Regions from separate parts of the Mus musculus genome. Here region 1 is linked to region 2. A link is a loop called in an ENCODE intact Hi-C map of the cell type or tissue named here. Cell type or tissue: left cerebral cortex. All regions are shown on one strand. Links, peaks and the distances in the headings refer to the core of each region. The heading gives the core; the rest is flanking DNA. Region 1 holds the start of Jagn1 (jagunal homolog 1). Region 2 holds the start of Tatdn2 (TatD DNase domain containing 2).

Region 1 (15,026 bases), core at 6,237-14,236, 260 kb before region 2:
CACAGCTCGTTCTCTCTGCCTCTCTCTCTCTCTCTCTCTCTCTCTCTGTGTGTGTGTGTGTGTGTGTAGAATGCCTACTCAGCATGAACAAAGCCCTGGGTGACTTCACCCAGCACCCTAGCACCCCAGCACCCCAGCACCCCAGCACCCCAGCATCCCAGTATCCCATGAACCAGGCAACTAGGCAGTAGCACAGGCCGATCACCCCAGCATTCAGGAGGTAGAAGGCAGCAGGATGAAAAGTCACATGTCAACTACGTAGTGAGGTTGAGTTCAACTTCATGGAATCCTATCTCAAACAAACAAACAACAATAAAAACGTCCTCTAGATGGGACTGGTGACTCATGCCTTTGTAATCTTGGAAACCTGATGCAAGGTGGAGTACTAGAAGTTCCAGGCTAGCCTGGATTACATAGTGAGTTCCAAGGAAGTCTGAGCTAAAGACTGAAGCCCTGCCTAAGTGCCTACAGGCAAACCAAGAAACTAACTTAAATAAGCAAAAGGAATGTAAGTGCCAGTGAGATGGCTCAGCAGGTAAAGGTGCTTAGAGCCAAGCTTGCTGGCCTGGATTCAATCTCAGACCCACATGATGGAAAGAGAAAAACCAACTTCCATACTCCGATGTCTATCTGTGTCCCGTGACATGCACGCGTGCACACACACACACACACACACACACACACACACACACACACACACACACAAAACAAGTGGCTAATCATTAAAAAGTAAAATTTAAATTCCTCCAGTAGCACGCAGAGAGCATTGCTGACTTAACAGTCCAGGTGAGGCTCCTAGCTCATCCATGCTAACTAACTGTGCTCCTCCCAGGAGCAGACTTGTGAGATCTTTGGAATGACATGGCTACATGGTAACCACATCTCCAATGCTCTCCCCTCCACTCTGTCCACACCTTTGTGCTGCCAAACACGGAATCAAAGTCCAGGGGGCTGACATCCTCCAAGCCCCGGCAGTAAGAGTCCCTTATGACCTGTCTATGTTACAGAGTCCCCCAGGGCTCCCTGTGTTCCCTGGCAATGGAACCCTAACTAGGAGGTCTCAAATTCTACAACTCTAAGCCTTTCTTAAAGTACCCACTGACAAGGAAAACCCCCAGCCTTAGCCATGACCCAATGTCTGGGGTGGGGGGTATGGATGTAAAGTGTTGGAAGGGGATATGATAAGAAGACCCTAATGATGGAAGTGGTCCCTGGAGCCAAGAGTAAGCCAGTCCTTTTGATTCAAGGCAGGTTCAGCTACATGTCTCATAGACAAAAAAAAAAAAAAAAAAAAAAAATCAGTTCCTAGGAAGAGCAGAGTAAATTTGCATGAATGTGTTAGAAACCTCTACGCTCTCTGCATGCTAAATTGATTGTAACTGAAAACCTACTTCAAACGTTTGGCTTGTGTGGGGCACCTGGACCTGCAGATGTAAGGGTTCCAGCCCCATGCAGCTAATACTAATGGGTCGACACAACAGGTAGAAGCAAAATTAGAAGGGGGTAGGGGCAGGGAGAGGCATGATGGGAACAGGGCCCTGCTCTCCAGACTGCATGCTTCTCCTAGTACCGCAGCTGGCAGCCCTGGGTTTCCACTAATCAGGGAGTACTAATTTTTCAAAGAAAGGCTTTCCTGGAAGTTCCAGCTTGGGAGAGACAGATGCAGGGAAAGTAGTGTGGGGGCGGGTAGGAGATGCAGACCGGAAGCACTGAAATCCTGTTTCCTCAACTCCTGACACTTCTGGAAGGTTGTTTTTATGTTTTGTGTAGTTTTACTGTGTGTGAGTGAAAGGGATGTTGGGGTGTGTGTGTGTGTGTGTGTGTGTGTCAAGTCCTGGGCTCTCAGGCATGACACACCATACCTGGCTCATTTTCCAAGTGTAATAGGAAAAAGAACTGAGAGCCTTTTCATGAAGAAAATACCACCCAGCCACTATTAGCGTGTAAGACAGCAAAGTACTGCCCTCCCTCTGTCACTTGACCATGTCACCTCTCTGTCACACACACAGCTCTCCAGGCACGTAATGCCAACCCTCCAGCGCTGACATCAGAAAGGAACCTTTTTTTTTTTCGAGACAGGGTTTCTCTGTGTAGCCCTGGCTGTCCTGCAACTCACTCTGTAGACCAGGCTGGCCTTGAACGCAGAAATCCGCCTGCCTCTGCCTCCCAAGTGCTAGGATTAAAGGCATGTACCACCACCGCCCAGTGAAAGGAAGCTTTCTTAAGAAAACAACACACGCACATGCGCATGCACGCACACACAAGCCTGAAAGACTGAAGTGGTTAGCAGTGTCAACTCTCAGGCCTGAGGAGAGCCGATGCAGAGTACAGGCAAATTCCTTACCTTGTTCAGGAGGTCCTCCAAGCTGTGAGCCATGATGCCTTTGCGAACCTTCCGATCTGCGGTGCTAACACGACAGGGCCTGGCCCTCGGGGTCTCCCGGCTGGGCTTAGACACCAGCTGTTGGGTCACCACTGCCGTGCTCACTGCCACATGCCTGGGGACATTAGTTTGAACATCAGATGACCTGCCTGCTGCCCACCCCTGCCTACTGAGCTCACATCTGACCCTTCCCTCCAGCCAATCATGGCCCCTCCAGGTGGCTTTCTCAAAGCCCATCTGAGGGTGTGCTTCCAATTTGGATGGGCAGGAAAATCAGCAGAAATCTTGCTTAAATCAGACTCACTTCTGTGGCTGTGAGTTGAGCCCAAGGGTTTCTATGTCTAACAAGTCCCCAAACTGTCAGTGTTGTCTGGTTCTTGGACTAGCCACATTCCCCTCTGGGCTACTCTGCTCTGTGGCCTTGTTCAGTTCGCTGTAAAGTTGGGTAAAATGGGGGAGGCAGCCTATAGAGTATTTTTGGACACTCGGATCCATGGGGTAGAAAAAAAGGAGCAGAGAGGATGTGAGTCTGGGGCTTTCTGGGTTCAAGTTCAAAGTTTGTCTTTGCTACAGAGTTGCTAGGCGACAGGTGACAGAATGCTCAGCTTGCCAGTTTCCCCATCTATTGACTTGACATATTAGCCCCCACTCCCCAGTGTAGGCATGAGGCTCCTGGGAGATCAGCAATGAAGGTGCCCAGTGCAGAGCCTGGCCCTCTCTACTCCAGATATGACAGGAACCACAATGGTGGCACTCGAGAAGAGTGTAACCTGGCACTTGTCCAGACTGCAGGCTTGGACACCACTGTAGGCAGCTCAGATCTAAATCAGATCTGTCACGGCTTATGGTAAGATTTTTTTTTTTTTTGCTTGTTTTGTTTTAATGGATTCTCTGCTTGCTTGTCTGTTTTTGAGATAGTATCTCACTATGTAGCTCTAGTTGACCTGGAACTTTCTATGCATACTACACTGTCCTCAGATTCACCAAGATCCACTTGCCTTTGCTCCCCAAGTGCCAGGATTCAAATTATATGCCAGCCACGATGCCTGCCCGTATCTGTGTTTCCACTACACACCCACATGACTTTGTTTCTCTGAGACAGGGTAGCCTCTGTAGCCCTGGCTAACCTGGAACTGGAGATCAAGCTGACCTTGAACTCACAAAGATCTTCCTGCCTCTGCCTCCTGAGTGCTGGGGTTAAAAGCATAACCGCCCCCCCCCACACACACAGCCACAGCCAGCCCCTAAATGGCTTTTATACCCATTAAAAGTTTAAGAAGTTCTAACTGATGGCTCCTTGGTTTCCCCCTTCCTTTCTGTTCCTGGCTCCCCTCACCTGGACAGCGACCTGGGGTACAGGAGGCTGAGAGACTTCATGGCGTAGTCCATCCTTGTCAGTTGGATTGTGTTGGACCTAGAACACAGGCAGAAGCTTATCTGGTTAGCGAGAAGGGAGGGGTCCTTCTCTTTCTTTCTTTGACCCAATGCGCCCCAACCGCCACGCAGCAACCCTCTGCCCCAGTCTCTCATCTGACCACCCATTTCCCCGGAGTCCACAGTAACTACGACTGAGCCAGCGTCCACCACCCCCACCCACTCCCCAGCTGCTCCCCAGCCTCAGCCTCACTCACTCCATTGTTTCTCCGACCCAAGCTGTGGTCACACTGAGTGGAGAAGCTGAAGTCAGTGCTAAAGAGGCCCGCACTGATTTGTCCCTGTCTCAGGGGACAGAGTCCGCTTCACGCTGGCAGGAGGTGAGTCACACCTCCTGGTGCTGTGAGGGACCTGAAAGTCACCTATAGTCCAGAAACTCCACGGGCAGCCAGACGGTGGAGCCTGCTTTGCCCCATGGGCCCTTGAGCAATAGAGCCCTCCTGAGGTTTAGTGCTGGCCAAGAGAACGTTTCTACTGAAGACCATCTAGGTTTGTGCTCTCCAGTACCATAGCTGCTACCCACACTGAGCCCTTGGCAACATGACTGATGTGACAAAGGAGCTGACTCTGCACTTCTATGGAGCCTTAACTAATTTAGGTAACTACTATGGTTTGTAACTCAAGGTATCAGTCTGGGCATCCCAGCTCTGGTTGGGGTGGTATTGGGCTCACATGCCTGTTTTCCTCCCTGTAGTGCTGTTCTCTGGTTCTTGCCTGCTGGGGCTGTAAGGCCCTGCACAGCCAGTCTCTTTACCTGTGGTACAGCTTGTGTCATACTCAGGACTCCACACAGGCCACCTAGAAGTCCCAGGTTCCCCGTTGCCGCCTCAGGAAAACCTTCCCCAATAACTGGCAGAAGGACCCTCCATCCTGCCCACCCCCTGTCCATGTCTCTGAAGCTCCTGTGTCCTTGATGCCTCTGTTTTCAGCCCTTAGCACAAGGAGCAGAGAAGAACCCAGGAGTGGGCAGGGGACAGAACTGCGACCTCAGCCATGACAAAGCAGTCAAAGTACTCTTCGATTCTGATTAACGCAGGTTCTCCTTGGGTCACCCCTATAGAGTCCCCTCACCACAACCCAACACTACCCAAGCATACTTGTTCCAACCATGTCCCTTATATACCCACCACGGCAATCCCCCACCATCTGCTCTCTAGTAGCCATATACCCCAGCTCCTCACCTCCCCCTCACCTCCCAGCCTCCTGGCAATACCGCGTGGCCAGGCACAGCCCAGGCTTCCCTCCATTTTATTTCTGTCTCCTGTGAAGCCACTCCCCTAGCCCCCAGCCCCAGCTGGGGAAAAGAGCATGGGGAATGAGTTCGAAACTTTCCCCTAGGGATTTTAAGTCAGACTGGCTTCCAGAAGGCCCTGAAACGGGGAAGAAGGCATGTTTCGAAAGCTTTAGAAGAGGTACTGCCCATGGCACTAGGCAAGAGGGCACAGAAGCAATGGATGTGGCTTATGGTCTGAGTTCCGCCCCCACACAGGCTGTCTGTGCTCACACGAGCTGCCTTTTGTTCTCCCCTCTGTGTCAGGAGTAACGTTCATGTTGAAGTCAGGTATGGTGGCTCAGAGCTGTCATCATGATACTTGGTAGGCTGTGGCGTGAGAAGGGCCATGAGTTGAAAACTCTCATGCTATAGAGTTGGCCCTGTCTCACAACCCAAAAACACACATAATAAACATTTGTGCTGGGCAGTGGTGGTGCATGCCTTTAATCCCAGCACTTGGGAGGCAGAAGCAGGCAGATTTCTGAGTTTGAAGCCAGCCCGATCTACAGAGTGAGTTCCAGAACAGCCAGGGCTACACAGAGAAACCCTGTCTTGAAAAAAAAACAAAACAAAACAAAAACTAATACAAATAAAAATAGAAAAACATTTGTAACTTAGGTGCTCAGTGGATAAAAGTGATTGTTGTTGCTAATATGCTATATGTAATAAATAAAATCAGCAATTATGACAAGGTGAAATGTGTAATATCAAAATAAAAATATCTTGTTAAGAGAGGTAGCTCATGCCTGTAATGCCTACAACCCCAGCACTTGGGAAGCCAAGACAGGAAGACTGCTATAGATGAAGCTAGCCTGGGCTACAGAGTGGCAACCTGGCATGAAAAAGGGGGTGGGAAATCACAAAAGTTGGGTATAATGAAATATATGACTCAAGAGACAGAAAGATAATCTCTAATTCAAGACAAGCCTGAGCTATAAAGTCTCAAAAAAAAAAAAAAGAGTATAAAATCTATAATCATTTGTTACAGATACTACTACTAAGAAAAATAAAATTTAGGCCAGCAAGATGACCCATTGAGTCAACACACACACACACACACACACACACACACACACACACATGTCTACATCAAAATCTCTACAAAAACATTATTCCAGGGGTTGGAGATCTGTCTCAGTGGTCAAAAGCACTGGATACCTCCATAGAGGACCCAGTTTCTATTACCAACACCCATATGGCGACTCACAATTGTTTGTAACTCTAGTTCCAGGGATCTGTCACCTCGTCAGGCCTCCGTGGACACTGCATGCATATGGTGTAAAACACTATACACCAGAGAGCCGGGACTAAAGGTGTGTGCCACCAAACTGGTTAAGACGAGTACTTTATAAATGCCTACACATCCGTAGGCACAGCTGATCAGGAAGCTGATTCTAAGGCAGCAACACGAAGCTAGAGCTGTACAGCCTTTCTGTCCTGTAGTCACCTGTCCGGTGGGGACTCACTGGCTCTCACGAGATGCATTATTTAGAGCTAAGCCAATCCCTGGAAGAGGCGACATTCCTTCATCGAGTACTTTCAGTGTGTGCCACGCTAGGGGCTGACAATACATCAGAAAGCAAGACGGCCTTAGCCCACACCTGGAGGAGCTGGGCTGGAAACAGAAGCAAATGCACGAATGAGCAATGGGAGCCAGGAGTGGTGATGTACACCCCTCTCTCTCACCCGGAGCCTCCAGAGGCTGACGCACAAACATCACCAGTCTAAGACCAGCCTGGGCCACACAGTGAAAGGTCTTACCTCAAAGAAAAAAAAAAAGTTTTGTTTATTTATTCGTTGTTTCATGTTGTTTCTTTCTTTGTTTCCTAATAAGCAAGTTCTGGGAAGAAAACAAAAAATGAAAACAATGTAGTTGGCGTGGTGGCTCAGGCCTGGGATCCCAGCACTTGGGAGGCAGAGGCAAGCTGACTGTTTTGTGTTTAAGGTCCCTCCTGGGCTACAGAATGAGTTGCAGTTATGGTTTTATTTTTTTTTGAGTCAACACATACACACAAATATGTCTACCTCAAAACCTCTACAAAAATGTTCATATTATTACAGGGGTTGGAGAGCTGTCTCAGTGGTCAAGAGCACTGAACACCTCTATAGAGGACCCAGTTTCACACTATACACCAGACTGTGAACAGACACCAAGACCTAGGCAACTCTTATAAGGACAACATTTAATTGGGACTGGCTTACAGATTCAGAGGTTCAGTTCATTATCAACAAAGCAAAAACATGGCAGCATCCAGGCAGACATGGTACAGGAGGAGTTGAGAGTTCTACATCTCCATCTGAAGGCTTATAGAAGAAGACTGGCTTCCACGCAGCTAGGATGAGTATCTTAAAGGCTACACCCACAGTGACACACTTCTGTCAATAAGGCCATACCTAATAGTGCCACTCCCTGAACCAAACATATTCAAACCACCACAGACCTTGATGTTCAAAACAGCACGAGGGCCATCAAAATGGCTCTGTGGGTACTTACAAATTCGATGAATTCAATCATTGGGACCTACATAATGGAAAGAACTTACTCCTGCGAGTCACCTTCTGACCTTCCCACAAGCCCCGTGTGTATGTGTCACATATATTAAATAAATTAGTATAAAAGATACAAATTAAACCCCACAAACAAACAACAACAAATCCAACATGTTAGGACAACAAATGTTGGGAGAACGGAATGGCTTATTGACCCAGAGAGGTGAGAGGAGCTGTACTCCAACAGGTGAGCAGACATTGACTGTCCTGGGGGGTGGGGTCGGGGAAATGATACCATCAGAGTCCAAAGAAAGCCATGTAGGCCTGTTATTCCCTCACTTGGGAGATGGTAGAGGCAGGAGGATCATCTCATCTATACAGAAAGTGAGCTCTGGGCTAGCCTAGGTTACATGAGACCCTGTCTCAAAAAAAAAAAAAAAAAAAAAAAAAAAAAAAAAAAAAGGAAAAGATGTGGTGCAATAGATTTGAGATTGGAACACGAATAGCTCAACCCTCAGACAGACAGCATAGCCAGGAGAAAGTCCAAGTGAAACAGTTCCGCAAGGAAGTTCTAGGCAAAGGGTCAGGCCCCTCCCTTCCACATTCACGCCCCAAACATTTATTAAACATTCCATGTGTACTTGGTGTCTCTTGACAGATAGGCCAGAGGCTGACTCAAGAAACTGGCGCACTATGTTTATCACAGGAGGCACGGGGGTTTAAAGAAAAAAAGCAGAAAAAGACTTCCTATGATGGACCACTAGCCTGAGGGGATTCATCCGAGTGCTTTTGGGTAAAGACCCTTTGAGTCTCACTGACATTAATCTCTCTGTAAATACTCCTTGAAAGTTTACACACCATCAGGCACGCTGAGACACAGGGACACGGGTCTCAGTTCTGGTCCCTGCCTTTGAAACTTACAGAGGGGAGGGAAAGCACCAGGCGCACCATGGGAAGATCTTTCAAGACACTTCCGGGTAGAGAAGTACCCGGGCTGTGACTCAGCTGAAGGTGCAGCCATGCAATATAAGCTTGAAAAGGACTGTTAATCCCAGCGCCTGGAAGGCAGAGGCAGGCAGGTCTCCAGGAGCTCAGGTCTAGCCCCATCTTCAGAGTGAGTTCCAGGGTTATATAGAGAGTTTGTAGCTCTACAAAAGGAAAGAAGGAGAGAGGGGGGGGGAGGAGAGGAAGAGGAGGAGGAGAGGAAGAGGAGGAGGAGGAGGAGGAGGAGAAGGAAGAAGAAGAAGAAGAAGAAGAAGAAGAAGAAGAAGAAGAAGAAGAAGAAGAAGAAGAAGAAGAAGAAGAAGAAGAAGAAGAAGAAGAAGAAGAAGAAGAAGAAGAAAAAGAAGAAGAAGACGACGACGACTTGACAGGGGCTGGGAGATAGCTCACAGATAGAGTAGAGCTTTACAGAGGACCTAGGTTTGGCTCCAGCACCCATATAGTGGTTCACAACTATCTGTAATTCCAGTTCTACTGGATCTGACACCCTCTTCTGTCCTCTTAGGGCACCAGGCATCCACAGGGTGCACGTGTGGATATATACAAGCAAAAAATTCATAAAATAATAAATCATATTTTAAAAGCTTGATACATTCAACTGTGCACAAGATGCATGCCTGATGTCAGAGGAGGAGGTCAGAAGAGGGCATCGACTCCACTGGAACCAGAGTTATAGATGGTGTGGACCACCAGGATGGGAATGGTGCTTGGGTTGGCTGTAAGAATAGCTAAGGCTCTTAATGGCTGAGACAGCTTGTCTAGCCCCTGATACTTGTTTTAAAGAAATTTTCTTTTAGTTTTGAATTAATAAATGTTGGAAAATTGGAAACGTAGTGAGAAACTCCATGTTGTATTTCTTCTTGTAGCTTTTCAGCAATATTTTATTTTATTATCTTATTATATTTTTTGTTTGAATCCTGATTTGAATTATGTGCCTAAATAATGTTATAAGAAAGAGTAGTTCTAAGGCCTTATATTATTTTCATGGAAGGATTGCAGAGTATTTGGCTTGTACTATGTCATTGCCCAAAAAGGCTTAGTGTTGTTTTTTCCTGAAGAAGAAAGCTAACTTACCATATCCAATGCTGACTCTGCCCTTTGTCTATAGAAATATTGATTTGCCATCTGGAGTTTCCAATGTTTATCTATAACTGATTAAAATTGGCAGAACATGGAGTTTTCTATCAATTTCCAGACAAATTCTTCACATTTTCTGGCTTCTGAAATCCTTCCTTCCACAAGTGTTCTACAACTATGCACCAAACAACCAAAACCAATAACACTGAGTCCTGGGGGAATCCAGGAGGCATTTTGGAGATAGTCGTAGTTATCTAATCCCCACTGGGGTTCAGTTTGGGAGTATGTTTGCTGACATCAACTTGTATACGGCTCACAAATGATGTTAGAGCTGTGAGATAGTTCCTTCACGATGCATCCTTGGCTCCTCCTTACATTGAGACCGCCCCAGGAGCTGAGCAAGCTGAAAGATCATAGAACTTCATGTAATTTTTGTGAGGTGAGTCCTTTTGGGGTGCTGCATAGACTCTGAAGGTGAGCAGGCCCAGGCTGGCAGGCCCCACAGCTCTCTGAATTACCCTGAGGACACTGCTGGCAGCCTCGGCTCTGGCAGGGTGCCTCAGCCATATTTCAACTCTAAGATCTTCCAAGTTCAGCTCTAAAGCCACTGGGTTATTTCTTGCTTCTGCTACTGAAGTAGACTTCACCTTTCTCCCCTCCAGCCCAGTCTCCATACAGCAACTAGATATGTTCAGATAGGTAGGTAGGTAGGTAGGTAGGTAGGTAGGTAGGTAGGTAGGTAGAAGAGATCTTACTGTATTGCCTAGGCTGACCTCAAACTCATGCTTCAACTTCCCAAGTGCTGTGATCACAGGCATACACTCCTATGCCCAGTACAGCCATTTGTTTGCCTTAAAAAATAAAAATCAATTTAAAAAAATCTTATGTGTGTTTGGGTATTTGACCTGCGTGTAGGTCTGTATACAGTATGAATGCAGTGCCCACCTAGGCCAGAAGAGGGTGCTAGAGACTCTGGAACTGGAGTTTCAGTGAGTTGTGAGCTGTAGGTGTTGGGAGCCAAACCCCAAAGGGGTGGTGAGATGGATCAGTGGCTAAGAGCGATTGTTCTTGAAAAGGACCTGAGTTGGATTTCCAGAGCCTGCATGGTAGCTCACAACAAGCGCTCCAGTTCCAGGGCATTTGGGGGTTTGACGGCCTCTCCTGACTTCCCCTGGCACCCGACATGCATTCGCTGTATAACACATCCGGCAAGGAGAACACTCTGTGAGTTCAAGGCTACCCACATAGCAAATGCCAGGACATAGTGAGACTCTGTCTCAATAAAACAAACAATCTGGGTCCTTAGCAAAAACAGTAGGTACTCTTAACCACTGTTAATAACTCTCCAGTTATTAATTATTTAATTAATTTATTGGCAAACGTTCAACACAGGCCAGGCTGGCCTCAATGAACTCCTCCTGTTCCTGCCTCCACCTTTCACGTTGAGGAGATTACAAATATTCACAGCCATCTTTGTTCCAGTTAGCCCTCAGGACGCAGGGTCTCAGACTATGGAGAGCATTGCAGGGAGGAAGAGATGCCTCTTTACTGCTTCAGCCTCTGAGTGACGCCTCTCAGCATTGACCACCCTATACTTTTCGTTGTATAACGTCTTTGCTCTGGACCCTAACCCCAAGGTTGTGTGGAGCTTCAGGAAATATAGATGTGCAACAAGCCACTGGGCAAAGATGCCAAGTCTAGTTAGGTATGGTTTAAGACTATAATCACGCCTTGGGAGATTGAAGCAAAAAAGACCGTCAAGAGTTCGAGGCCAGCATGAAGCACATGAAGCCCTGTCTCAAGAATTACAACTTAAGGTCTGGGTCAGCCGTTAAGAGGTCAATAGAACTAGGTTTAAATCCCAGCACTCACAGTATAGCTAGCAAATCTATCCTATGTCCTCTTCCAGCCTCTGCAGGCACAAAAACCACACGTGGTGCATAGACAGACAGACAAAACACCCATACACAAGTAATTATTTTAAATGCTTTAAATGAAGTTAAAAGGGGTTTGCTGGGGGCTTGGTTGCTCGGCATCAGCGGCCTGGGGTTCGGTTCTGCACGATGGGATCTCTGGGCAGGTCAGTGAACCATTTCTAGGGACTGTTAATTCCGCAATCGCTCTACTCTGGCAAAGAACCTCAGAAAGGCCAAGAACGCATGCGCGAAGAAGGAACCACAGAGTCAGTCCTCCCAGGATAGAGAGGCCGGAAGTTCTCCCGGAGCTCCACGCCGTGTAGTGAAAGCCGGGCCGAGGTAGCAGGGAAGGGGTTCGCAGGGTGCTTGGCTGGGTGTGTGAGCAGAGGGTCGGCGTTAGGGGCCTTAGTTCTGTACAATGGCGTCTCGGGCAGGCCCGCGAGCGGCCGGCACCGACGGCAGCGACTTTCAGCACCGGGAGCGCGTCGCCATGCACTACCAGATGAGGTACGAGGTGAGCCAGGCGTACCGAGGCCTTTCCCGGCGGAGCCTGCAGATCCTGGGAAGAAGCGACGCCAGTGGTCCTCACGCTGTCGCCCCCCAGCCAGTTGTCGTGTACCCGCCAGGTCCCCTGCTCTAACGACCTCTGCTCTGTTTCCAGGCCGGGGAAACCCCGTGGCCCACCTTGGTCCGACTTATTCTTTGAGGGGATCCAGCCTGCACAGGCTCGTGGTTCGGTGCTGGCCCCCTGGGTGACCTTGGGAACGCCACTGCCACTTTTCTTTTTCAAGTCTAGATCCCACGGTAGCGTCCAGGCTGATCTCGAACTCACAGCCTTCTCTTTAGTCTCCTGAGTGCTTCTGGCTTTTCAGGGATGCACTTGGCCTGAGAACTCCTTAACATTTTTAAAGATTTTTATTTTTAATTTCGTGTGTGTGTGTGTGTGTGTGTGTATTTGTGCACGTGAGAGCAACTGCTCGCAGAATCCAGTAGAGGGCGTTGGAGCTGGAGTTACACATGGCATTTGGAGTCTACCCGAGGTTGGTGCTGAGAGCCAAGCCCAGAAAGGTGGCAAGCCATGTCTCTAACCACACGTCAGAAGTGATTTTGGAAGCTAGAGTTGTGGTTCATGAACCCAAACCGCCTCCACTGCAGCGAGCCTACTCTCCAGCTCCAACTCGGGTTATTTCCAATTGGAGTCTCAGTTTTCACATTTTTAGAGGGAGAAAATTTCATGATTTTTAGGTTTTGGTGAGGAATTAGCAAGTCGTTTGTGTAAAGGCACAGCATAGGAGTGTGGTGGCTGCTAAACTTGGGGCTGTCTGGATGTGGGTGGTAAAAGGTGACCCTGTCCATCCTGAGGTTTAGGAATACGTCCATATAAGGAGATCTTTCTACGTTCCTTTATTTGTTTGATAAACTCTTACAGGCTATCTATCCATCCTGTCTGTATTGTGTTCTGCACTGAGTCTTTCTTTCCCTCACCTGCCTCTGTCCTTCCTTTAGTGGTTTTTCGAGATGGGGTTTCTCCTTGTAATTCCAGGCTTTCTTGGAACTCACTTTGTAGACCAGGCTGGCATCAAACTCAGAGACCCACCTACCTCTGCCTGATAAGATTAAAGGCGTGTGACACCACCTGTAGACCCTATCTTTATGGAAGATGTCACATGAAGTTTACAAAGAGTTTCAATGCAGTCAAGTCTTTTTTTTTTTTTTCTTCAATTATAAAGTCCTTTTTATTAGTCAAAATCACAATCACCTTGATTAAAAGGGCAGAATATTCCACCCTCAGCAGAAAAACAACACAGTGATAGAAAACCTCCCCAAACCCTCCCACACCCCAATTAAAAACTAGAAAAAATGTCTGCCCTCTGGGCCTGCGATGCCATGGTAGTCTGACTCCTTCAGGGCACTGCCATGGAGTGGGCAGGCCCCCACAGCACCCTCCATTTCACCTTGGGGAAAGGAGGGGTGCTGACGGCCATGGACGTTAGGATAGAGATCCAGTGGGACCAGTCCCCAAGCATGCACTTCCTTCCTTTCCCCCAGGGCCTGGGACCAAAGGGTGCAGTCAAGCCTTAAGCTTATTGTGCACATGGGATTGAATTAGCTATCTGTTGACGGCCAACTCTGACAGTTGTGTTCAGTGATCCAAGGTGGGGATGTGGGGTTGGCAGTGATGTAATACAGGCACACACACTCACACACTTGGTAGATGATGCAATCTCCAACAAGCTCCAACAACTTCACATGTATGCATACACACACATACATTTGGTAGACGAAGCAAAGCTCGAACAGCCCTTTCACCTACAGCTTATGTATCCCAGCCAAATCTTTGAATCACGATGTGGTTACATTCTATTTTTCCTTAAGTGAATGATTACAATGAAGTTTCCCAATACCCTTGCACGATCAAGTGTTTTACATATTATGGGTGAAAAAAAAATTATTCCCAAGAACCCACATGCATTCGTAACTAAGCAACCTGTTATAGATTAACCAAGTGTGAGCAAGCAGTTGTCTCAGCCAGTTTCTCTTCCTGGCAGGCTGCAGTTTGTAATTACAAAGAAAGAGTCAATTATTATTTATCTTAAAAAAATAATCTTATAAAAATCTTAAAAGAATCATAAATCTACAGTTTTATATAAGAAACAATCAGTCATTTCTACTTTAAATCCTCAGGGTGCAGATCTATTCATTAACAAATTTTCTTCCACAAAAAAAAAATTTTTTTTTCTTATTAAATCCTATCAGGAAGCTGAGGGCAAAAATGGGTACAAGAAATTAATCATCTTGATCACCAACCCAGCGTTAGCAAGAGAGGCAGGTCAGCTAGAGCTGGCTGGGTTGTCATTGTTCTTGTTCTCTGACCTTAAAAAACAACCCTCGCTCAATATTTAAAAGTGTACCTTTCTAAGTTGTAACCCAAGATTTTCTAGATCAAAGCCACTAACTAAAACATCTTAACCTAACTTTACTAACAACCTACATCTCCACATTCTTTCTAAGGGTGGTGGACGTCACTCACAGTCTCCATCTCTAAGTCCTTTCTGAGAGTGATGGATGGATCATTAATTTGCTCCAGCAGCAAATTAAAGTGCCTGCTTGAAAAAGATCAATCGCTATTTGTGTCCTGCTAAGGACACTGCCTCGTGAGGGCCTGGAAACCCCCTTAGAGTTTTCATACAACCCATAGATTAGGGGTGACGTGATGACTGAGGACTCGCAGAGAGATGCTGCGTAACAGCATGAAGTCCCCAGGGCACACCTTCCTCAGCCCTCCGCCTCTCGCAGGCACACGCATCCTGGTTGTGCTGACCAGTGGGCCATATTCTATTAGTTCTAAAGCCATTTGTTGTTCATCTTTACACAGGCCTCGATAGTCATCGCCAGGAAAATTTCCACCAAACCATGCTGTGCCTAAATATGCCTAAAAAGACTCCTTGGG
Region 2 (15,026 bases), core at 3,492-11,491:
CCTATGGGTCCTGGAACTCAGATTGTCAGTCTTGGCAGCAAGCACCTTTACCTACTGTGCTATCTCACCAGCCCATACACTGAGTTGTTTTGCAAGGCACAGAGGAATTGAAATGTTCTTATTCAGGGTGAGCAGTATGTATGGCGAGCAGGTCAGTGGCCTGGGATGCTGACCCAGCAGCTGAAGCCGCTGCTTAAGGCCAGCTCGGGCTACGGAGTGAGTTCAAAGCCTGGATGCAGTGTAAGGAGCTCCTAGCTCAGACGTGAGACAAGGGAGAAGGTCCCAATGTAGCTCCATGTAGCACGTTTGCCTGGTACCCCCGCCCCCAAGGCTCTGCAATCAACTCAAGGTCACAGACACTTGCCCACACCTGGCCCAGTCTTTGCCATCAGAAGTCTGGGGTGCAGTGATTGGACCGCCTGGGCTCACACATTCATCTGCAGCAGGCATTTGATTATAATTCCCAGGAGACCATGTGATGGCCTTCGGCCTTTGAAAGGACCGGCATGGACGCAAGACATTCCCAGACCAAGCACTCAGCACAAATGAGATTTATTTCCCCAGACCAGCAAGCAGGGGGTGAGGGGTGGGAGAGGTTATAAAAGTAGCAGCAGCAGCAACAGAAAGAAAAACAAGCAGACAAGAGAAGCAAGAGAGGGTGTTTCTGTGGGAGTGGGGGGTTTAAGGGATGTGTGTGGAGGGAGGGGGGAAATGTGTCTGCTAGGGTGGGTTGGTATATCCTGACTGAGCATATTAGCCACAAAATGAGTTTTGATAGTTGGACTTTGGTGTTTTGTCTTAGGAATGAATCAGTGACCAAATAAGGGAATAGCTTGAGGGCCAGCTTTAGGAATGTAATGGTTGTTAAGCAAGAGAGAGGAAACCGGGGTAAAAGGTCAAAACCTGTCTGCAGTGTTTGCTCTGCTGGGGGGAGGGGCTGGGTTTGCCTTGCGTGCTTATCTCTGCTAGAGCCCCTTCAGCTTTAGTGTCAGCGACTGATACGGCTGCTTGTCTGTCTCCTCCTCCAAGGCACGAGTCTCCCTGGCCGGGGTGGAGGAGCAACTCCGAGGGCAGCTGTCCCTTCCCTGGAGCAGGGTTTCTGAGGCCACAGGCTCATCTTCCAATACCCCGGAGGAAACAGATGACGTTGACAATTCCAGCCTCAGCGTCCCTTCTTTGGTTATGATGGCATCGTGCCCAGGGGCTGCCTCCTCTCCACTCTTCACGGGACATGGAGCAGCACAGCCATCCACCAGTGGGAGACAGGAGGCTGACTCCTCGTCAGAGGCTTGCACAGGCCCACAGACACCCCAGAACGGTAAGCTTGGGAGGGTGAGGTGCCCATGCTGAATCACTCCTGTGACCCTAACTTAGGCCATCCCTCCTCTCTTTTCCTAATTCATGGTTTTTGTTAGTAATTCAGGCATTCACTGCACAGTGGACACACAGAGAGGAAGTTCAGCACACCAGTGACTATTGTTTCCGACCACTCTCCTGCCTCTTAGACTTTCACACCTCCATCTTTGTACTGCGCCTTGGTCATACCTACTTCCCATTTGCTAGGACAGCTGTGTGGCGGTCCTCAGCTTTGTTCCACGCATGTCTCTGGCTCACTACTTCTTTTTTTTTATTTTATTTTGGTTTTTCAAGACAGGGTTTCTCTGTATAGCCCTGGCTGTCCTGGAACTCACTTTGTAGACCAGGCTGGCCTCGAACTCAGAAATCCGCCTGTTTCTGCCTCCCAAGTGCTGGGATTAAAGGTGTGCGCCACTACGCCCCGCTCTCACTACTTCTTCTTCCAGGATCCAGAGAGAGAGTGATATTTACTGAATTTTTTTAAGTTTAAAATCTGATTTTATGTGTATGGGTGTTCTGTCTCTGTGTATATCTGTGGAATGCATATGCACAGTACCTGAAGAGGCAAGACAGCCTGAAACTGGAGTTGCAGATGATTGTGAGCTAACATGTGGGTGCTGGGAATCGAACCTGAGTTCTTTGGACGACCAAGCAGTAAATGTTCTTAACTACTAAGCCATCTTTCCAGTCCCCAGATTTTAATTTTTTTGATGCATTTTTGCAGTACTGGACTGGATGTAGGGCCTCATTTTGTGTGTGTGTGTGTGTATACATATATGTATGTATGTATATATATATATATAATATTATATATTATTTACACACATAATATAGGATATATAATATATAATACTTCTATATATATATAAGTAATCTATTTTTTTTTTTAATTTTGAGAGATCATGTGTCTCGTGTAGCCTAAAATAATATGGACCTTCCTATATAGCTGAGGATGCCCTTGAACTCCTGATCCTCCTGCCTTCACCTCCCAGGTGCTGGGCTCACATGACTGGTAAAATGGCCAGCAGGTTAAAGGTGCTGACATCAAAGCCTGACAACCTGACTATGTATGAACCTGGTTTATCATACGGTAAAAGGAGAAGATTGATGCCCTGACTTCTACAAACACACCTTGTCATGTATGCACATGCCCACGTAGGTATATGTGTGCATGCACACATATACACACAGCAAAGGAAAAAAATAATTAAATAGTTTGAGACAGAGTTTCACCTGGGCTATCTCGTGAACCCTTGTCTATTTATTTTGGGATTGCAGGTATATGTGCCACTATGCCCTTCTAGAGTGGGTTATAAAAACACACTGCTTGGCACATACCTGTTGTACTTAAAACCACTTCTCTGGGCCCAGCAGGACCTTGTGTGGTCCCTCTTGCCTGCCTCTTTTTCCTTGCCAATAACTTCTAAAGACACCCTCCATCACTGGCACTTGGGTCCAAATATGCCAGGCTTCCTAGTGAAATAAAAGTTGAGGCCTTTTTGACGAGGCATCACCAGGCCTTGTGAATGTGACTCACTGGTAGTCTAGACCACTCCACTGGGGAGGAAGGAGAATTTAGAAACTGTTATGACCTAAGCGACAGGCACCATAAAATCATGCCATGTGACAGATCTCACATGGCCCAATGTGCCAGAGCAGCTCCCCAGGGATGCTCTTGTCCTGTCTCTCAGACTGCTCCAACTGGGCCCGCACACTCCTTCCCCTAGATGGTCCCACAGCCTGGACAGCAGTAAAGCAGCCAGCCCTCCCAGGACTTGGCCAGCATCTCAATTTTCTTAGGGTCCCCTGTTATGACATTGCTCTTGGTCAACAGGAAATAGTTAAAAGAGCACAGTGCCTGACTCCTGCCCAACCATCACCCTTTTCTAGTTCCTCATTTGTAATGAAACGAAAAAGGAGGGATGTTAGCATACAGGTGATTCCACCAGGCTCCTCCCAGGGACCTAGCAACAGTCCTCACGTGCCACTGCAGCCAGGTGCTTCAGGTGCGGGCTGTGTATACAAGGATTGCCCACTATCTAGCTCTTTCTCCTTTCTCTCTCTGTTACCATGTGTTTCTGGACAGTCTCTCCCCCCCCCCCCCCGTTCTACTCGTCTGCTTCTACCCCTTCTCTGGGTCCTCACTCCCCTCCCCTCCCCCAAATAAATCACCTTATACCAGATTTGTTGCTTGGTGTAACTTCTCAGGGGTGTGCTTTGTCATGAGTCCACCGGGTACCCCCTTGACGCATTATATTTCATAACAGAAATAGCTATGATTATTGTTGATGGCCACACTTCTCCCATGACTGTGGGAATATGGGAGCCTCTTTGTGGAAAAGGTGTATATGTGTGGTGGGGATTGGGGGAGCCGGAGTGTTAGAGTGTCTATGGGGGAGGGTGCAGACTTCCCTGCAACGGCATAAGCTATGACATGCTACTTGTATTTGGGCCTGTTTCACAAACTTGGCATGAGACTCTGATAAGGTCTGACTCAGAGAATTTTAACGGCAACACTTGCTGAAGGTACTCTCTTTCTGTTTTCTGCTGAACATCAGCTACAGAGACTTCATGGAAAATTGAGATCAATGAAGCCAAAAGGAGACTGATGGAGAACATCGTACTCTACAAAGAAGAGAGACTGGACAGCAGCGAGCTCTTTGGACCCTGATGACCAGCGCACAGCTGAAGACCCTTATTCTCAACTGGACAGACAAACGTCCAGGCAGGGAAGAGGTCTTTGGCTGCCCAAGGTCTGTTGAGACCCACACAACCCAAACATCAGCCTGAACAGAAGGAAACATGGCTTCATCAGAGTCGAGTTGCAGGGGGGTGGGGGTAGGGGACCTCAGCTTATACAGACACCATATCCAGGAAGCACTCCTCCTCTCTGAGTCGTCTTAGTTAGAGGGCTGTGAAGTGGAACACCTTGTATGTGATCCAAGGATTTGGGTGGTTTTTGTGGTTCCGGGGAACCCACGTTGTTGACCACCCCAAGAGATGCTGTTGCCCCCAAACCTCTTAGTTCTCCACAACGGACAGAGCAATCCTGCAGCATCCGTGGCGTTTTCCAGAGTTATCATCTGTCAGTCATATTTGTAGACAGCTTTCTGCAAATTCCCACTTCTTAAAAGACCTACAGCCGGTGTCTCCGCAAGTTCTCAAGTTCAGGACTGCAAAAGCAGGACGGTTGGCAAAGGACTCCGTAGGCTTTCTCCTTCTTCAGTTGGTGATCCTGTAAGCCACCGGTATTTAGGAACTGCCTGCTTTTCACCTTCGACCTCCCATTGTGCCCATATTTATTTTAATGGAGACTCAGAGGTTGTGTGTTATTTATAGCTAGGTGAAGAAGCATGAGAAACAGTCTCATGTTTGATTCTGCTGCTAGTTAAGTCAATCACTTGGTGGGTGGTAGCTCAGTATCCTTGTAAGATAACCCTGCTCTGTTCTCCCTGGGGAAGAACAGAGCTGCTCTATTCAGCTCTTGGGAGGATGGGTGCAGCGGCTGCAGAAGCACTTTGAAAATGTATCTGTTCTGTGTTCTCAATGGAGTAAAAGGTATGTAGTTCATGGCTCTGCCATGTAGAAAATGTTTATGAAGTGAATATATTTTTGAAAAGTCATGTTGCAAACATGTTTTGTAAAACAAAGCTATTTCTTTCTTTTTTTTTTTGTTTTTTTTTTGTTTTTTCGAGACAGGGTTTCTCTGTATAGCCCTGGCTGTCCGGGACCTCACTTTGTAGACCAGGCTGGCCTCGAACTCAGAAATCCGCCTGCCTCTGCCTCCCGAGTGCTGGGATTAAAGGCGTGCGCCACCATGCCCGGCTAACAAAGCTATTTCTAATTCACTATTTAAAAAAAGAATTCCATTATAGTGACAAAATAAAAATGTTTGTAATCTAGCAGCTGTCTTATAATTTTGTGTCTGGGTGAATTTGTGTACCGAATATGTTTGGCTCAAGGATTCTTGCTTTTGCTTTCATTTCTGTATGTATTGTTTGTACAATGTATGTATGCATATTTATGTATGTGCATGTGGTGTGCACACAACCATGTGCATATGGAGCTCAAGAGATGACTTGGGTTTTCAATCCTTCTTCCACAAGGTATGTATGTATGTATGTATGTATGTATGTATGTATGTATTTTAGTTTGCTGTTACACAAGGCTAGCTGGCCCATCTCTGTTGATGTAGAAGTGCTTAGATTGTATATACCCTTGCTGTACAGCCAGCTTTTATGTGGGTCCTGGTATTTGAACTTAAGACTTCATGGTTGTGGCCAGTGATTTAGTACATTGTCACTTTAGGGAGGGTTTTTATCAGCAATGCCACCTTTGCAGGGCTTGGGGCACTTGTATAACCCTTCATGGATATTAAAGTTGCTTTTATTTTTACTGTTACAAATAGGGATGGTTGCCAGGTGGTGGTGGCAGCACACACGTGTCTCTAATCCCAGCACTTGGGAGGCAGAGGCAGGCAGAATTTTATGAGTTTGAGACCAGCCTGGTTGGCAGACCTAGTTCCAGGACAGTCAAGATTTCACAGAGAGAGCCTGTCTTGAAAGAATCAAATCAAACCAAAACAACAAAACGACACCCCCCCCCCCAAAAAAAAAAGAAAAACCCCACAAACAAATAGAGATGGCTTCTGGGATGGTTAACCTTCACTGTGAACTTGGGTTAACAACCCTCTAGGAGTTAGATATGCTCTGGCTGTGACTAGGAGGGAGTTTACCGAGAGGATGAACTGAAGACAGAAGACTCTGAGTATGGGAGGTGCTATTCCATGGGTTTGGCTCCTGCATTGGGTAATTAAAAAAAAAAAAAAAAGTGAAGGCCAGCTGAGTGTGGAGAGCCTTTAGTTCTTGCCACCACAGCTGTTGGCCAAGAGCAGTCTGGGAATGAAGTAGTAGGACAAACTCTTTTCTTTACTGTTTTGGTTCTGGGGGGCGGGGGCATTTTAAGTGTCACAGGCTGGTCTGGAATTCCTGACCCTCCCCTCCAACACCTCCAGAGGGCTGCGATTACTTACAGACTTGTGTGACACCTGGGTAATTTGGTGATTAGGATCAAAAGCTTGCTTCTCCTGTAAGTGCTCTGCTATTGAGCTGCAATCATTACCTTTTCTGGGGTTGGTGTGGGAAGGTTTGAAACAGGGTCTCAAGAAGTTAGGAGGTGACCTTGAACTCTGGATCCTCTGTCCTACGGCTCTCTTGATGTGGGGTTATATCTCTTCTTTTCTTTCTCTCTCTCTCTCTTTTTTTTTCTTTTCTTTTGATCTCACTCGGAAGCCTAGGTTGATCGGAACTCATTAGCTATCCCAAACTGGCTTCGAACTCAGCAGTTCCCCAGCCTCAGCGACCCAAATGGAATTACCAATGTGAGCTACTATGGCTGCTTCAGGCACCTCTCTGTTCTCCCCACCCCCCGCTATTAAAATTTTTTTAGTTGTAGTCAGGTTCTAAAACGTCTAGGCTGGACTTTGTCAATCGTCCTGCCTCTTCTTCCTGAGCAGTTGGTTTTACAGGTCTATCCGGCAGGCCTGGTTCTGTTTTTTGTGTGTGTATGGCTTGTGCCTGCTAACCCCAATTCCGTCACTTTCTGGGTGTGTCGCTTGGTTTTTATCGAGCCACAGTTTCCTGCGTTGTTTTTTTTAAAAAAAAAAAAAAAAGGGGGAGGGGGGATGGGTGAGTAGGTGAGTGAGTGACAATGTTTGGCACGCGCGTCCGGTACCAAGAGGCCCGCCAAGTTACCCTCCATCGGTATTTTCGGCTCCCGGGCGTCCCCAGCAGGCCCTTCGCGCGGATCCAGGGCCACGTGAGAAGCTCCGCCACATATCGCTCCCAACCAACCACAGAGCTTCGTGAGGCGTAGGGGCACGCCCCAGAACGTCGGACCAACAGGCGCGCTCCGTCTTGCCCGAAGTCACGCCCCTCTCCCGTTGGAGCAATCGGCGCCGTCCCTGACGCCGGCTCCGCCCCTGCCGCACGCCGGCCGCCGGCCGCTGGGCAGGTTCCGCGGAGCTGACGCCGAGGTTGCGAAGTAGGCGGCGGGGCCGAGGCCTTGGATGAGGGCGCGGTGCGGCGCTGGGCCGGGTCAGCTGGAGGAGCGGAGGTGACTTCCGGCGCGCGGCTCCGGAGGCCAGTGGCTCCCTCAGGCCCGGGGCGGGACGGGGCGGCGGGAGGCGAGCGGCCACCCCGCCCGCGGCCCGCCCTTGGCGTCCGGGGCCTGCGGGCGCGTGCGGCCCAAAAGGCGGCTCCGCACGCGCTCGGCCCCCCGCGCAGGGCTTCGGAAGGCAGACCGCTGCACCGCGCCGCGCCGCGCCGGAAGCGCCTCGGCGTCTCGGGAGTGGCGCGCTGTTGACAGCCGCGCTCGCGGACTTGGGCTGCGCGTTGTTCGGGCTCGGCGCTCGGCCCGCGGACGCTTCTCGGAGCGCTGTGGCGTCCCCGAAGCCCGTAGCACTGGAATGGGCAGACGACAGGAACGGGAAAGGTCAGTGGGGCCGATTCCCGCCGTTGCCCTAGCGGCTTCCCGGCGGTGTGAGGCGAGCAGCCGCCAAGGCTGCTGCTACAATCGTCGTTCCTCTGTCCCTGGCAGGTGCCCATGGCGTCGGAGCGGCGCAAGGTCAAGTATCACTGGGGCAGCACGTCGGAAGGGTGTCCCAGCAAGCGCAGCCGCCCCCGGGAGCCCGGCAATGTGGCCCCCTCCAGCCGGCCAGGTCGCAGGTGTGCGTCGCGTCCTCGAGGGGCCAGCAGCCCCCAGCGTCTGAAAGTCCGGCGCGGGGACGATGTGGCCCGCGCTCCTCGGAGCTCAGTCCGCCGTCGCACCTCCTCTTCCTCTTCTTCGTCCTCTCTCTCTTCGGGCTCAGGTGTGGGTGAGGCCGCTTCCCCTGGCTTCCTGATTGCGAGCCCTCGGAGACTATTTACGTCCAAGGGGTCCCCTCTGCACCCTGCCCACTCCTCTCTAGAAGAAATGGCTTCTCTACGGAAGGAAGCTTGTAGCGTTAAGGTACGTGGCAGCGACGTCTGGCAAACAGTGAAGTCCCTTGCACGTGGTTTGAGGGGTGGAGAGAAGACATTTGGTGGGAAGAGAATAAAAATTAGATCTTTCCTGTGGAGGGCCTGGTGTGTGTGTGGGGGGGGGCGAGGGGGAGGGTGTTGAGGGGTAGAGCTCAGTATGGAGGGGGTTTTCAAACTTGGTGGCATTTGGAACTACTAGGAAAGCCTGATAATGGTTGTGGTCTGCCATCCCAGAGAGAGTGATTATAGATAGTTTGGAGGGATCTCTGCAACCTTCGAGTGATTGTAAATGGACAGTGGAACTGGAGGATCAGCACAATGGAAGGTGGAATAATGCCCAGGAAAGATGATGTAGATTTCGGTCAATTTATAGAGTTTGCCCTTGGGGCTGGAGAGAAGAAGGCACATACAGCTGCTGAAGGAGGACACAGGTTCTGAGAGCCCAGGTCAGGTGGTTCACAAGCCCCTGTAATTCCAGCTCCCATTCCTCGGGCTCCCATGGGTATCTATCTTCATGTGCACTTAACCCACATACGTGCACTTAATTAAAAATAAAATTAAATGGTCTTTGTACTTAGAACCGCTCTGAATTGCAGCTCAGGAAATGGACTCTTAGTGTGGCTTTTCACCAAAGTTGTGGATTTCTGCATGTTGGCATTCTCTGTTTGGTTAACAGGGTTTTGGATTTTTGAGACAGGGTCTCCTATAGACCAAGCTGTCCTGAATCCCACAGATCCCTGCCTGCTTTAAAGGTGTATGTCACTACACCTGGCTTGGGTACTTTTTTAGTTTATTAGTAGTTATCTTTGGAGATCAGCTCAAGTCTAGTTCCGCAGGGGAAACACACCGGGATTTGTAAGTTCTTGGAGCAGATTGGGGGATGCTTCTAAAGCAGACCTGCATCAGGTTTTGAGTGCCAGGCAGTGTTCTAGGAGTGTGAGGTTCTTCAGTAACTGCAAAACAAAGGTCCCTACTCTTCTACTGATACTAAAATGTAGATTTTAGAGTTCTGGTAGTCTTAAAAAGTGTGTATGTAGAAGAGTGTAAACACAATGAGAAAGTCTCATTTTGGGGGAAGATGGGCTGCCCCTAGGAAAAACAGCAAAGGTAGTCTAAGGAAAGGGAGTTTAACACCTTTCCTGATGGTTTCTTTTTTAGAAAGGTTCATTTAGTCTAGGTTGAACTCCATATGTAGCCAAGGAGGACCTTGAACTCCCAGTCCTCCATCTCTCCCTTCTGAGTTCTGGAGGCACAGGCATGTGTCACTGCATTTGACTTTCTTGGTGGGTTCATAGATGAAGCAGAGTCTTGGCTGTTTAACTCGGAAAGCTCTTTGTCTAAGTGTTTTTCTTCCCTTTTCTTTCTTTCTTTCTTTTTTTTGAGTTTTTCGAGACAGGGTTTCTCAGTATAGCTCTGGCTGTCCTGGAACTCACTCTGTAGACCAGGCTGGCCTCGAACTCAGAAATCCACCTGCCTCTACCTCCCAAGTGCTGGGATTAAAGGCGTGCACCACCACACCCGGCTTCTTTTCTTTTTAAATTTATTTATTTTTATTTCATGTGTATTGGTCTTTTGCCTGAATGTGTGAGGGTATCAGGTTGCCTGGAACTGGAGTTACAGACAGTCGTGAGCTGCCACGTGGATGCTGGGAATTGAACTTGGGTCCTCTGAAAGCGCCATACCCACCTCTCCAACGCCAAGTATATTGTTTTCTAATCACATGCTCTACAACTGAGTTTCATCTTCAGCCCATGTCCCATGTTTTCTCATTAATAGAGATTATAGCCTGATCTCTGGAGGGCAAGAGGAATTTTTCTAAGTTCACAAATAATGGCGAATTGAAAAGTTATCTTTGGCAGAATAGTACTGACTGTGGCTCAGATTAAGTCAGGTAAATACGAACCTTTGCTCATACAACTTAAGTTTGTTACTAGTTCATCCATGTGGGTTTTGGACAGTATTGATGCTAGATGATTGCATTTTTGACACAGAACCCCAGTGTCAGGGACAGGAATTTTCAGGCTCAGGCTATGCTGCCTGTTGCCAGTTAGTTGAGGGTATGGCCTCTGATCTGTTTGAGTCTAATCCTAGCCTGGTTTTATCTTTCATGAAGGCCGCTGGGGTCTCCTTTGGTAGTTATAGTCAGTACTTGAGTGTTATTGTATGCCCAACATTCTTTTGGGTCACGGAGCCAGGCGCTGTGTGATGAGAGGCCTGGGAAGATTCCCCTTGACCTTAGGAAGTGTAGGCCTCCTTCCCTGTGACCGTGTTGGTCTTGAGTCTCAGGTGTTGTGTGCTGGCACAGCTGAAGGACATTGATGAGACCATTTTCCCAGGCCGCCTCAGGTTGCTTACTCATTGTCCTACCCAGCCCTGCCTTCTTTAACTTCAACAGGTGCACACTTGGCTTTGTGTGCTCCAAGCTTTCAGCTCAGAGCTCTCAGTGTCAGCACACAGAGTGTTCAAAAGGAAGATGTTCCAACATTTTATTTTATTTACTCCCTGCTGAGTTTGCCTTGGGACCTCAATATGCTAGGCAAGTCTCTGTCACTGAGTTATATATTGCCTGCTGCTGTTAATAGACAGACCTGAGGTCCACCTCACTTTGCCCTCTTGTTATCTCTTTTTTTTCTTTTTTGGTTTTTCGAGACAGGGTCTCTTGTTATTTCTTAAGTCAGAAGTTGACTCTTAGGTTTATATTGAGAGGGTCTCACAGCTTAATTTGGCCTTGAAATCCTGATCCTCTTGTCTGTGCTGGGAGGGGTGTCCTGCTGCAGCTTCCTGTTCATTAGGCCTCGTGGGAAGTAACTTCTCTCTCTCTCTCTTTTTTTTTTTTTTGGTTTTTCAAGACAGGGTTTCTCTGTATAGCCCTGACTGTCCTGGAACTCACTCTGTAGACCAGGCTGGCCTCAAACTCAGAAATCCTCCAGCTTCTGCCTCCCAAGTATTGGAATTAAAGGCGTATGCCACCACGCCTGGAGGGAAATAACTTCTTGTTGTCGAACCATCTCACTGCTTCTGCTTCTTTTATTTTTATTTTCTGAAACCAGAGTTGTAGTACATAACTCAGACTTACATGGAACTCAATATGTAGCCCAGGCTGACTCATTTACAGTGGTCATCCTACCTTAGCTTAGTGTTGTGATTATAGGCGTGTGCCACTGTATCTGTCTGAGAGAGTGTATTTACTTTGTGAGGAACTTAATATAAATCCTCAAGCTGCAGAGAGTGTAGAATGCCCTGGGTTCATGTATGCTGTGTTTTACAGCTGGGGAGGTTTTCATGGTCTGTTGCCTTTGGGAGGGCTGGACCATGCTAGGCTGAGTGCGGCTCCCCTGTGGACTCTTGGAGTGAGTGCATACAGAAGATAGAATAGGGCTGAGGAGTTATCTGTGTTTCTGGAGGTGGGGAGTGGGTGTGAGAATGACTTGGTGCATGCTGAGGTCATATTTGGGAAAGTACCCTTCTAGCAGTAAGGTTACAGTTTGGGGAAAGAGAAGACTTGAAGGAAGGTTAGGCCATAGGGGCAAAAGAACTTACTTAGGACCGGGGGACTTGGGTTCATTGAGCCAGTCCTATCCTTTGTCAGGGTCTTAGGTTTCCTGATTTTTGTAGTAGGACTGGGCCACTTCCAGTGAGAAAACAATGAACTGTTATTTTGTCTAGTGTGAAGTGTGTAATCACTTCCCACTGCAACTCTACTGTTACATCTCCATGCTCCCTGCTCACTCTGGCAAGAGGAGATCATGCTGCATTTTAGAAGTGAATTTTAAGTGACTGAAACCTTATTTATTATATGAGCTTTCCACAGTAGAGAGGGAGAAACTCCTCTCTGGGAGAGTCTTAACCTTGTCACACTCACTTTGATTTCCCTTGTGCTGATGGACCCACTAATGACTTGTCATCGACTAAGTGTAGCAGGTAGAAAATTGCTCTTGGAACAAACCTTTGAAAGTTTCTTTTAAATTCCAGGTTGATTCTAAAGATAGTTCTTGCCGCTCTACGAACTCTGAATTTGCAACAGAAGCTGAGGGTCAGAGTGATGCTATGGAGGAACCCAACAAGTTCCAGAAAAGGAAGAAGGACAGGCCTCAAGACCAGGGCTCAAGAATGATCTACCTGAAGGCCATCCAGGGCATCCTGGGGAAGTCAATGCCCAAGAAGAAGGGAGAAGCTGCCACCACTCAGGGGAAGGCAAGCTTGGGAGACTGTCCTAATCAGGAAGGACCAAGCAGGAAGGTGGAAGGACCAAGCAAGAAGGTGGAAGGACCAGCCAGGAGCAGGGACGGACCGTCCAGGAGTGGGGAAGGACGGTCCAGGAGCCGGGAAGAACTGGTCAAGAGCGTTGAGGAGGGACCAGCTGCAAAGGTTACAGTTACTGTTTCTCAGAAAGAAGAGTCACATACGAAGGTCAGTGTGGAGAAGGAAGCGTCTGCGCTAGACAGGAGCAGCTTCAGTGACAGAAGAGTGATCATAGATTCTGTGAAGAAAAGTAGTGAGGAGCTGCTTGGGGACCGAAGGACAGTTATTGACAAACCCTCTCCAGCCCTAGAATTTTTTGATAACTCTGACTCTCATGCAGATATTCAAAAGGTAAATGAACACACACCAGATTTCTTTGGTTTAGTTTTTGGGTTTTGAATTCTCTTAGTTACATATATTTGTCATTTAGTCTTTCTAGTTTGATCCTAAGTGATATAGATGAAACTATTTTTAGTTTCATCCCCCGTCCTGACCTCTGTTTCCCACCATTAGGAGGATCAGACTCAGGGCCTTAGGAATTCTAGGCTAGAACTCTTAACTCCTAGCTCCTCTGAGGATCGTAAGCAGTGCTTTATTCAACATGGACTCCAGGAAATTAGTGTCTCTCTTCTGCCATTCCTTTCAGTTATTAATAAACTTCAAATCAGCTTTTTAAAAAATGCTTTAAAATTCTATTAAATGTAGGGTGTAGGTTTGCCTTTATTGAAAAAGACCAACATGATAGTGGCTTAAACAAAATAAAATTTTGTCTTAAGAAGATGGGTCCCATCCCAACTGCAGGGATCTTGGTGCCTTCTTCTGTGTTGATGCTCTACCCTGCTAAATACAGTATCGATTTTTTTTTAAAAGATTCATTTATTTATTTTATGTGAGTACACTGTAGCTGTACAGATGGTTGTGAGCCCTCATGTGGTTGTTGGGAATTGAATTTAGGACCTCTGCTCACTCTGGTCAACCCCATTCACTCCTGTCGACCCTGCTCGCTCCATCCCTGCTTGTTCTGGCCCAAAGATTTATTTATTATTATAAATAAGTACATTGAAGCTGTCTTTAGACACACCAGAAGAGGGTGTCAGATCTCATTACGGGTAGTTGTGAGCCACCATGTGGTTGCTGGGATTCGAACTCAGGACCTTCGGAAAAGCAGTCAGTGTTCTTACCCCCTGAGCCATCTCACCAGCCCAGTATCGATCTTATAGCCTAAATTGGGGATGGTGATAGAATTGAGTTTGTTACTTAGACATTGGCCAGTAGAAAGCAGATGAAACAAAAGGAAATAATATACTTCTTTTCTCTTGAGAACTTGGTTTAAAAATTGTACACGTTGAATCTTCTCACACTTATTTAGAAGCATCTGGAAAGGCAGTAATATCTAGCTTCAAGGGAGTCTGAGAAATTCTGCCTTGAGTCCCAGTGTTCAATCATCAGGTTCCACACTGATGGCTTTCATCTGAACTGATTGCATTGCAAAGGCCTTTGAATCACAAAGTTAGGCTAAGTTTACACCCTTTGTAACCGCAGAGTGGGATTAAGGTCAGTGTCTGTTCTGGGGGGGAGAGACCATTCTGCAACCACAGCATTGGGTGAGGGAGGGGTTGGGTCACCCATAGGAGAGCTGACTTGTTGCTTTTCTTCTCTGCAGCACACAGACAGAGAGGTGGTGATGGAGCATCCCTCTTCAGGGAGTGACTGGTCAGATGTGGATGAGCTGGCCACTGTGAGGTTCTCCCAAGAGGAACCTGTCCCACTGAAATACTCAGCAGTTTCAGAATCCTCTTCCTTCCCCACTGACTGTGTAATGTACCCTCCTCATTTGTATAGTAGCCCATGGTGTGACTATGCCAGCTACTGGACTAGCAGCCATAAGACACCTGGTTATCCATTAGTGGGATCCAGCAACCATGACTCGGCACAGGCTGGGAAGAGCAGCCAGGATCTTCTGAGTGTTCACTCCTCCAAGTCCCAGAGCATCTCCAAAGGCCTAGACATTGCCCAGGAAGGTAGGTTCCAGAATTCCCACTCACTTCGGTTCTCCAGAAGCACAGAGGAGGAGGAGGTGAAGGGGAAGAGGACATTCCAAGAGGAGACACCACTTCACCACACCAGAGAACACACATCCAGCTCTTTGCCAAGGAGCCACAGAGAGCTGAGCCTGGAAGAGGGCTTCATCGATACCCACTGTCATCTAGACATGCTCTACTCCAAGCTGTCTTTCAAGGGGACCTTTACAAAGTTCAGAAAGATTTATAGCAGCTCCTTCCCTAAGGAGTTTCAAGGCTGCATCTCTGACTTCTGTGATCCAAGGACACTGACTGATGGCCTATGGGAGGAACTTCTGAAAGAAGATCTGGTTTGGGGGGCTTTTGGCTGTCACCCTCATTTTGCACG

What was found. Hi-C counts contacts between places; a loop is a spot of excess contacts. Peaks named below come from ENCODE experiments on the same cell type or tissue, not always from the same donor. Only the 100,000 strongest peaks of a DNase experiment are listed, where the experiment ranks them.
Region 1: a loop joins it to region 2, with 2.3 times the contacts of the local background. A loop is called at or near these places in 3 of 42 quality-filtered maps.

Annotation. Positions count from the first base shown.
Region 1 is chr6:113,430,716-113,445,741 of GRCm38, forward strand. It overlaps Jagn1 (jagunal homolog 1), which reads left to right and starts at 11,854. Exons shown (of 2, transcript NM_026365.3): 1 at 11,854-12,082. The coding sequence starts at 11,994. It overlaps Gm52871 (a long non-coding RNA gene), which reads left to right and starts at 3,790. Exons shown (of 2, transcript XR_003956347.1): 1 at 3,790-4,415; 2 at 6,316-6,883. Cidec (cell death-inducing DFFA-like effector c) reads right to left here and starts at 5,045. Exons shown (of 6, transcript NM_001301295.1): 1 at 4,999-5,045; 2 at 3,720-3,797; 3 at 2,345-2,498. The coding sequence starts at 3,772. In left cerebral cortex, for the core only: CTCF peaks have their summits at 10,608 (motif pointing right) and 12,570 (motif pointing right); DNase peaks (open chromatin) are centred at 10,624, 11,831, 12,287 and 12,549; H3K4me3 peaks cover 1,515 bases; H3K27ac peaks cover 959 bases.
Region 2 is chr6:113,689,754-113,704,779 of GRCm38, forward strand. Irak2 (interleukin-1 receptor-associated kinase 2) reads left to right here. Exons shown (of 13, transcript NM_172161.4): 12 at 1,030-1,318; 13 at 3,915-5,273. The coding sequence ends at 4,027. It overlaps Tatdn2 (TatD DNase domain containing 2), which reads left to right and starts at 7,297. Exons shown (of 8, transcript NM_001347356.1): 1 at 7,297-7,848; 2 at 7,954-8,364; 3 at 12,348-12,968; 4 at 14,281-15,026. The coding sequence starts at 7,960. In left cerebral cortex, for the core only: a CTCF peak has its summit at 7,943; DNase peaks (open chromatin) are centred at 7,241 and 7,985; H3K4me3 peaks cover 2,675 bases; H3K27ac peaks cover 1,350 bases.